Linked DNA regions of Homo sapiens: region 2 is linked to region 1. A link is an interaction called in ENCODE POLR2A ChIA-PET data of the cell type or tissue named here. Cell type or tissue: A673. All regions are shown on one strand.

Region 1 (5,000 bases):
GAGAAGGAATGTTTCTCCCTCATCCCTCTCACTCTATCCAAAGTCTGCTACTGAGGTCCAGAGGACTGACTTTGTAGAGCCTATTTTTCCTGTGTAGGAGGGACATATGGTACAATTATAAGTTACCCATATCCAAGCCAAATAGAAACACATACCAAAAAAAGATTAAATGCAAGCAGTTAAACAAACAAACATGTGAATTATAGCAGACATCAAAGTACCTGTTTTTCAGGATTACTATTCTGGAATGCCATCCAGCCTATTAGATGTTTCTTGAATAAACTTAGACAAGTGTTAACTAACAAAATACTTATCTACATGAATTAGATGGTAGCCCAATGTACAACTTTCTATTAAGTAGTGAATTGTCTTCTTTTAGATATTTTGAAATTAGTGTCCTTTTTATCATTTGCCAAATCTGTGTGTTTTTTGTTTAAACACAATGGAACAATTCAGCAAGGTATTATAAGATTTCTTCTAGTGAGGATAAAAGCTAATGCTGTCTAGAAAGCATGGCTTAAAATTTCTCAAAGCTGTGTTTACCGTCCTGCCTAAATTATGCAGACAGAGCTTATATATTTGGGCCTCTGGATCTTTAGATTGGGAACATTTTCAGATTTAGAAAAGCTTCATTGCTTAGTTTGAACTTTTCCATTTAAATTAATTAGGGTAGAATGGTAAACATAATCCTCTTACTAATGTGTTTTTTCATCAGTGAAGGCTGAGAAACAGCATAAAGATGCAATCTGGAAAAAAGAAGAAATAAAAAAAGAAAAGAACTTTCTCCCTTTCACTTAATTCCTAATAAAAAAATCACAAAATATAAAGTCTAACGTTTAGTGTCATCTCTTATTGGAATATGTCAGCTTCCCCAGAGACAATGCATTGCCGCAAGTAACTATTTGAAACAAATCCTTCTGTGATATCTGAAGACACTCTTCTGAAAGGCTTTCTCTTCAAGAGTTGCAAAGCAGCACTTTCCCACCCCTCTCTGCATCCAGCCAAACAAAGCAAGCAAAGGACTGTTTCTCTTTGACTTATATTTTACTTGTTAGTCATTTTATATCATTATAATTCTGAAATAAAATAAGCCTTAAGAGAAAAAAATCCACCACACATTTTATATTAAATGTTCATTCCTGAGCTAACCTTAACTAGCTGTTCCTTTGAAACCACAATGCAGTCTTAAAATCATTTAAAGTGTTATTAATTTAGTAGTTGTACAGTGATGGATTTTTCAGGTTGCTTACATATACATCTTTTAAGACTGAAGATATGCAGATATCCATAGTTTCGCTTCTTCAGCTCTCAGTATTTTGCCCTTATTTCTATAAGGCAAGATATTCTACAGAAAAATTACTGATACCTACATGAACTGCCATTGTTGAGTTAGTCCATTATTTGGGCTTTGTGGAAAGCTGATTTAAATACTTCTTATTTGGAAGTATTACAAAATTATTTTTGGAATGAAGACTTGGGTCTCTGTGTCTTAACCACCACCAACCAAGGATAAATTCATTACAGACTTACAAGGTCATATGTGGTTAGTATTCCCCACTACATGAAAATAAGTTTGAAAATTTAGTGAGAGTCATAATTATGCTTAATTCCATTAATATACTTCCAAAATAAAGCAGCTTCAGATTGTTATAAATACCTCTACCCTTCATTTCCACACAGCAGCCCACATAAAAACTGAACTAAAAAAATCCATTCATTACCCACTGCACTCTGAATTAATTTCAAGTCATCATTTTTATTATTAGAAAATGTGATGGCCATTTTACCTTGTAAGGACAATCAACAGCAATTACTGTACGTTCAAATGCCATGGGGATTTCTGTGAATCTCAGTTTTGCTCAAGGAAGCATTGGCTAGGAATGAGAGAAGATAAAACAAATGGACCTTTCTTACTTAAATTCCCCACTGAGTAAATACTACCACATTACCAGCTCTGAATAATTAACTTCCATCCACTGTGCCAAAAATGATGCATTGTATTTCAAATGCATCTTTTCAATAAATACTCCTTGAGAGAAAGCACCACAGAAATCATGACAGCTGTCATTGCACTAAACTTTTACTTACTCAAATCATTTTCTGAAAGCCATCATTAGAATCAAATTAAAATAAAGCTGAGGTTTTCTAAATAAAACTGTCAAAGAAGATAAAAGTTTTTACATTGACAGTGAAGCAAATGATTTTTCCCACTCTGTTGAGGTTGCATAATAGTGTAGTATATCTGAATTACTTATGGTCCCTTAATGACAGATTAACAGCTGGAGGAGGGGAGATCTTTCCAAGAATAGTTTTCAAATGAATGAAACTTCAGGCCCAGAGGCAATAGGAAATGCAAAGTGTGGGGAACTGGGGGAAGATATGGGTGGAAGAGTCTTATAAGACTTTTGTAATTTATTAAAATCACTGAAAATGACAGTGGGAACTGAAGTGGATTTTCCATATTTACAGGAGAAAGAGGTCATAGTAAATACTAAGTCCTTGAAGATGACTGCATGAAGTGAAGAGCCATAAAAGTGTATTTGTGCAGCATACCTGAAAGAAATCAGCCTTGCTAAGACAGAGTTTGGTGAGGTATTCCATGTACATGATTTTGCTCACCAGAACACTTTTGAAACAATGAAATACAAAACACTTTTGGCAGCTAGATGGGATAGGGTGAGGTTGATACTAAAAAAGTATGTTATATATGACTGATTTGTTTAGAAAGATTAGTCCTACAATCCGGAATGAGAATTATACTACATCTATATACTTCAGTAAAATTACATAAATTCTAAAAAATAGAACTGATATCAACTTTTTTTAAGTTTACTTTTTGTGTAGCCAAAATTTAATTTTTATCACAAAAGTAATTCATGCTTTTATAAATATTACAGAAAACTGGTAAAACAAATGTAGAAGAAAGTAAAAGTCACTTCCCGGTAAAGTCCATATTTAAATTTTAGCGCATTTCCTTCCATTATGTAATGTATTCATTCACATTTTTTAAACATAAAAGTAGAATTACATTGAATAACTGTGACATTATGCCATGAATATAGGAGCCACTTAACCTTGCATTTGAAGTCAGTGGTCTAAAGTTTAAGGTATATCCAGCAGCCTTGGCAATCCAGACTACAACATATTTATCTTTGTATCTGGCCAGCACTAGATTTGTGTGCACAGTACTCATTAAAGATATTATCAGTAAAAGTTATAGTAACATATATTTTAGTGCTTAAATATCTTGGGTTGGCCGTAAGGGCCTACTCATTATAGCCACACAGGGACTCAGAGTGATGAATCAGCCAGTATTGAAAACGTTATTGCCAGTCCTTTGCTAGAGTAAAATGTGAGCTTTGCAAGTTCAGTCATACTCAATTAAATGCTCAGCCCCCAAATAACACAGATCACTTCTGAGCAGATTTCATTGGTGCAATTTAGTTACCTGGATCTACCCAACTACACAAGAATGAAAGTACAATCTTGTCACATATCAAGTGGGTAGAGAACTGACAATATTTGGCAAACATCATTCTCTATTTTCACGAGAAAAGGTAAACTCCATTTTCTAAAATTTTCCATTTTATGTAAAAAAGATGTTTTAGGGTACGGAGTTGCTTACAGTTACCTCCATTCTTTTGCTTTCTATTTTGTGTATAAAGTGGATTTTTTTGTTTTGCGTGTTCATTTATTTGTTTGTTTGTGGATAGCTTTATACTTCCTGTTAACTTACACTTCCATGTGATTAATTCACTGCTCCTTCAAAAGCAGACCAGATGGAGAATTACTTTAAAACATAGTCCCAGCAATCTGACTATTTTCTGGCTGAGTAAGCTTCTTTGATCTTGGGTTGGAAATTAGGATGTAAAAAAAATTTCCGAGGCTCGTTTCTTCATATCCTCAAAGCTTATTTAATAATTCAGTGTCAGAATTAGTTGTGATGAAGAGGTAAGGTGTAAAAAAAAAATTTCTGCAATTCAAGCGGCTCATTTTGTACTCTCATTGTCCTTCCTGGATCTAGAGTTAAGACACAGCTCACATGGAGGATTTATATCTGTCTTAATCAATGCAGGGGCCAAGATGATGACATACAGAAGTACTTAACTCAGGGACTAAAGATCAATTCAACTGAGTTTCTCAATGATGGCAGAAAAAAAGCTATTTGAATCCTGCATTAGAAACTAGCGTAAACTGTAATCACTGTCCATCACTAGGCAGGCTCTATGAATTCCTTTTAGTCTCTGTAAGATGTCAATGTGTTATGATTACTTACAATGATGACCTTTATTTTGGCAATTCAAAAGAGTTCATAATGAGATTTAGAGAGAGGTGTTTTCTCCTTATTCAGATATGTAACTGACATTTTTATTATTTTACCTTAAATTGCTTGAATTTTAATTATACCTTGTTATTACAAAGGGAGTAGAGTGTAGTGTTAAGGATTGGGGTCCCGAGCCATGCAAACCTAGGTTCAAATCTTGGCTCTGTTACTATCTGTGTGACCTTCTGTAAGTAATTTGAGAACGACTCAAATTACTTACATGAAACATGGTATGTGTTCTAGGTCAATTGATATTTGGGAGCAAGGTTACCACACATAAGTGTGCAAGTTGTTCACTGAACAAGGATGCCAGACCAAAGGGGCAAGTGGAGCTGAAAGCCAGCCCTTATTCTGCTTGCACAGCCATGCTCCATAGCGGAGGCTCAACTGTCCAGAGGAAGCAGGGTGTTTTTCTTTACATACTAGATGAGCTAGGGCTGACCCCAAGTAAGTAGAAATCATAAGAGACTTGATTAATAATGTATCTTAATCCCAAACGGGAATCCTAACCAAGAAGAGTGGCAGAGGTGAATCACCATATATATACCTGGATTATCTCCATTTCTTAAGTAGATCTCTGAACCATTTTCATTTGTTGGTTTTTTAAAACCCAAATAAAACTTCGGGAGGCCGAGGCAGGTGGATCACGAGGTCAGGAGATCGAGACCATCCTGGC
Region 2 (5,000 bases), 170 kb before region 1:
GTCTTACATATTTCTCTTTTTTTCAACAATGTAGATAAAATTCTGCAATCCCATAAAAGTGATGAAATAATACTCAATTTCTAGTTCATATACTGTCTGATGTGCTACTGTCTGCCAGATTGTTGACAAATAGTAAATAGTTCATGAAAACTCTGTATTACATAAAAGCAGCCACCAAAAACACATCCTGTGCTATTTCATGTTGCCATTACAAGGTGTTTAGATAAAATGAAGATCATCCAGGTGCTGTGGCTCATACCTGTAATACCAGCACTTTGGGAGGCTGAGGCGGGCAGATCACCTGAGGTCAGGAGTTTCAGAACAGTCTGGCCAACATGGTGAAACTCCATCTCTACTAAAAGTACAAAAATTAGCTGGGTGTGGTGGCACATGCCTGTAATCCCAGCTGCTGGGGAGGCTGAGGTGGGAGAACTGCTTGAACCTGGGAGGCAGAGGTTGCAGTGAGCCAAGATGATGCCACTGCTCTCCAGCCTAGGTGACAGAGCGAGACTACATCTCAAAAAAAAAAAAAAAAAAAAAAGAAGAAGAACATCACAGGGGATTTTTACATACCAAAGTAAGAATTCACAGCTCAGGCATTTTTAGAGGGTAATTACCAATAGATAATTGATAATTATCTATTATTAAGTTTATTAGTATTATTTTATGTATTAAAGCAAGGTGTTCAAGTATAATTTACACATCCCAAATGTTGTGATGTTTTTAGTCACAATGTTCTTTTTATATTTTGTTTCATAGGAGCTTCTGTATTTCATATAATATTTATTTCAAGTATAAATTTAAAGGGCCTTCATAAAAGTTCAGCGAATTTTCATGAAATAGCATTATATTCCTACTGCTTCAACTTGTGAACCTTCATTGTCATCTATATCATAAAGTTATTGTGAAGATTCAGTTAATGTGTACAAGATGCCAAAGACATTGCTTGGCAAACTATGTCATTCAGTGTACAGTAGCTATTTTTTTGCATCTTATTTTTGAGCAAACATGTTATATGGAAGAATAAATACACATAAGAAATGATATGTTGACTAGGAAAACAACTTTAGGATATTTAGTTGGCTTCTAGGGAACAATTTCTAGGTGGCGATTTCAAATCTAAAACTTAGCTTACTGTCTTTACCTGTTTCTATTTCTTTCTGAGGTAAATATAGAAAGTCACCTGTCCCTTGCAATAGGGTAGAAGATTAAAATACGAAGCAAGACATGATTCTAAGTAGCATAGAAATATTCGTTCTTGAGAGAATGTAATTTACCTATGCTTTTGAAGGTTCGTGTTTTCAAACATCTGCAGTATAATTCCTGCAGGGTACTGTCACAGTCTCTGTTTATTGCAGGGGCAAACTTGTTTACCAAATTCTCAAATGAAAAACAAAATATTCTTGTGCGGAATTTCAGAGAATTGCAGTTCCTGTTTCAGCCTGAACCTCAGATTTTTCCACCCACATGGAGTTTGGAGAGTCTTACAACATGAAGTTCAAAACAGAAACATTAATCGCCTCCACACTTTAATGCCTTGTTTTTCTCCACCACAAAAATGTTTACCCAGGCTGAAGTACTTTTTCTCCTGAGCCCAGACTTGATAATCACTTTCTCAATCTCTGCTTGTTAAATGGCTTCTAAAAATTCTTGGGTAAATATGGGTATGGTTGCATAAAAGAAAAATCCCTTAAAGGATAAGCCAAAATTTTTCAGTGATAGTGCATAAAAGCCTTGTTATCTTTAAGGCTTGTCTTTTGGTGCATAGAGCCAAATAAATTGCCAAGGCAAAAACAAAAAGAAAGAAAATCTAGTCTCTGATTTAGTGCCCAAAAGTTTTTAATGCTTTGGGTCCTCCAGTTGCTCTAAGAATTTTTTGTGGCTTTGAAGCTTTTTATCAGGTTTTAATTTTATCCTTATATTTTGACTGATATTTCCATTAAATGAATTAGGGGATGTACAATATGCCAACCATATACTACATAAAAGTATTGTCACTCAGGCCTACAAAGTGCCTAACAACCAAACAGAATATTCACTGCAAATGACTCATGGAATGTTACCTGAGAGAGTAATAAATATTCTTTCAACATTCATCCAAGTAAATAAGCTCTGTCAGGAAAGAATGTTCAGAAGCAAAGGGCCCTTCACTGGAAAAGAGGTAACAATAAATATATAAGAAAGGAAGAGAAGATATGAAGATTTTAGATTGTCTAAGGGGAAGTGTTTATATGTAAAAGGAAAATGTAAAATATGATGACTATCTCTTATTGTATAATATTCCTTACATAAAAATAAATCTACTTGCCATTAATTTATTTTTCTAATGTAGAAATTAGACATGTGATTCATTATTTTCTAGTAGCCATTAATCAAGTATGATCATGTTCTGCCGACTTATCCTCTGGAAGAAGGCTGTTCTCCAATAGGTCAACTTTCTCCAAGTCCCAGCTAATATATCACCCATGTTATGATGCCTTGTTTCTGAAACTCTTCAGCTGAATTATGTTGTCCCTCCAATGACTTTTCCTACAGCACTATTAAAGCATTAATTACTCTATGTTGGGTTTCGTTTGTTCATCTATCTTTCCATCAAGAAAGGAAGCACATCAATGGTAGGAAATGTGTCACATTTACTTTAGTTTATCTTTTGCCCTACCTCAGGGCCCAGGACACGTCAGAACATTTCTTGAATGAATGAACAAATGAATGAATATTATGCTGAACTCATTTTGATAACATCACATGCACGTAGGAGAATATAAACAAATAAATGCAACTTGCCACAAATCGTAGTTGTTTATTCACTCACTCTGTTAAAAAAAAAAGCATTAGAGTTTCCAGTATTGAGAAAGATGGACAATAAACAAGTAAATAAATAAATAAACATGCATTATATACATAATGATACATATATAAAGGTAAAGTGTAGGATGTTAAGAAACAGAAAAGCTTCGTGGATCTACTTGGATTGCATGAACAAAGAAAGCCTCTCCATGACTATACTTAAGCTCAGACTTGAAGGAAGAGATGCAGCAGGTACATAAAATCGGGGTAGGGAATGTTGGGCAGGGAATGAGCAGCTGGTGAAGAATGGTGACAAGATGTGAATTTCAGTCACAATGTAGGGGATGATGGATGATAGTTGGTATTCAGTTCAGGGAGTTCAGTTTGGGACATGTTAAGTCTGGGGTTCTGGTAGCAATGCCAAGTAAGTAGGTGGCATGGGAATTCAAAGGTAATGTCTGGGCTGGATATAGCAATTTTGAATTCATTGGGATATAGAAGGCTCAGGACTAAGCCATCATTATAAAGTAAACTTCGGTTTAGACGTGGATAAAAGCTCACATGCTGAGTGCCTTCTTTGTGCTGCACACTGCTAGATGCCTAACACACATTAAATATCCTTACTCAATCCAGCTTTACCAAGGAGAGCTCATCGGTACCATTTTGCAAATTGGAAATTGGGGACTCAGAATGCTAAAGTAACTAATCCAAGGTTACATTGTTAGTAAGTCCAGAACTGGAAATTGAACACAAGTACATTAGTCCCAAGACACATATGTCCATGTGCACAAGGTTCTGTCTCTGAATCTTGTATTTAATATTCTTTATGTGCCAGGTATTCTCATCTATATAACCTTGCTTAATCCTTACAACAACTTTATAGGAATGTATTATTATCCAAGTTTTGCTGCTTAAGAAATCACTGTTACATAGGTCCAGTGATTTATTTTAGGTGAGTTGGCTAGGTCTGGGTGAACAGGATTCACACCTATGGTCCCTCACCTCCTGTGTGTCACATTGCCTCTCTGGCAATGTGGCATTGAGAGGAGAATATTAAGATCTTGCAGGTGCATGTTTGCAATAGTGGGTGTCTATGCTGGAGATTGATGCAAAAGCTTCCTTGAGGTCCAAGGATTCAAAATAATCCCAAGGATTTGTGGATTAGAACAATAGGGGAAAGCTTTCTTGATTCCTTCTCTAAGAAGCAGTAGATTTGTCAGGACGCTTATTATTTGAGTGACACTAAAAATAGAATCTTTCCAGGAATCAATAGACAAATGAATACAGTATCTGGGCCTCAGTACTCTGTAAAATGAGAAGTTTTGATTTAAAAGGTCCTAATGTTTTTCCCCACCCTGCCTTAACATATATGCAATTCAGATATCTCTTATATACTCTCTTAATTTACTGGAGACAGCATTCTGTTCCAATTGTGCAGAGCCTGCAGTTGAGCACCAGACCAATTGCAAAACCATCACATGAATCAGGATTAGCACACCTTACTTGAAAACTACCCTAATTTCCAGGTAACTCTATTCTCTTTGCCTGCTCAGAACATAATGTACTGATGAGATGCACACAGCATTATGCAACTAATTTTGACTGTAATTACGGTTAATTTCACCCTCTTATTACTGCAAAAGCAATGCTGAAGTTCAAAAGACATGACTTTAAACTATGTCTATGCCACAGTTCTGTAAATTTCCAGCCCTGTAATATGATGAGAGATTTTGCTTAAAGAGAGGTTTAATTACCTTAAAAGACCTGGAGGAACTGTCAGATGGCGGACGCTGGTTCCCTGTTTCACTCAAAACAGCACAGAGGGATTTAAAAAGAGAGAAAGCAGAATATTATAGACAGTTGCTGCCTAGCAGGATAGATAGATAATAAACTTTGCTCCTTTTCCAGCTGAACTGTAAAAATCATATAATCTCTCCCTTGACAGAGATTCACCAACTCAGTCTGGCAGTCTTTGGATAGCCTTGAACTTAGGGTTACTGGCAAGGATAAATAAAAATTGCATGTGGCGTGGATTGATCATTTGGCCCTCATTCCAAAGCCTTGCTCAGGGGAAGGAGGAGATATTTTTATTAACAAAAAATAATGCAACTTTTCAAGGACCATTTTCATGCAGAGAGATCTTGATGTTGATCAAGTCAGAGGCTTCTGCAGACATATGCAGAGGAGATATTTGTAATAATACATTTTAAAGT

Evidence for each region. ChIA-PET counts read pairs that join two places held together with the same protein. Peaks named below come from ENCODE experiments on the same cell type or tissue, not always from the same donor. Only the 100,000 strongest peaks of a DNase experiment are listed, where the experiment ranks them.
Region 2: POLR2A ChIA-PET joins it to region 1 with 5 read pairs; 2 of 35 experiments call an interaction of 5 or more read pairs at or near these places.

The regions. Positions count from the first base shown.
Region 1 is chr3:178,098,301-178,103,300 of GRCh38, reverse strand. No RefSeq gene overlaps it. Among named protein-coding and RNA genes, the nearest start is that of LINC02015, 280 kb to the right of the region's middle. In A673, no CTCF peak of the experiment used is centred here; a DNase peak (open chromatin) is centred at 2,150.
Region 2 is chr3:178,272,548-178,277,547 of GRCh38, reverse strand. All of the region lies in intron 2 of LOC105374235 (a long non-coding RNA gene), which reads left to right. Among named protein-coding and RNA genes, the nearest start is that of LINC01014, 140 kb to the left of the region's middle. In A673, no CTCF peak of the experiment used is centred here; no DNase peak of the experiment used is centred here.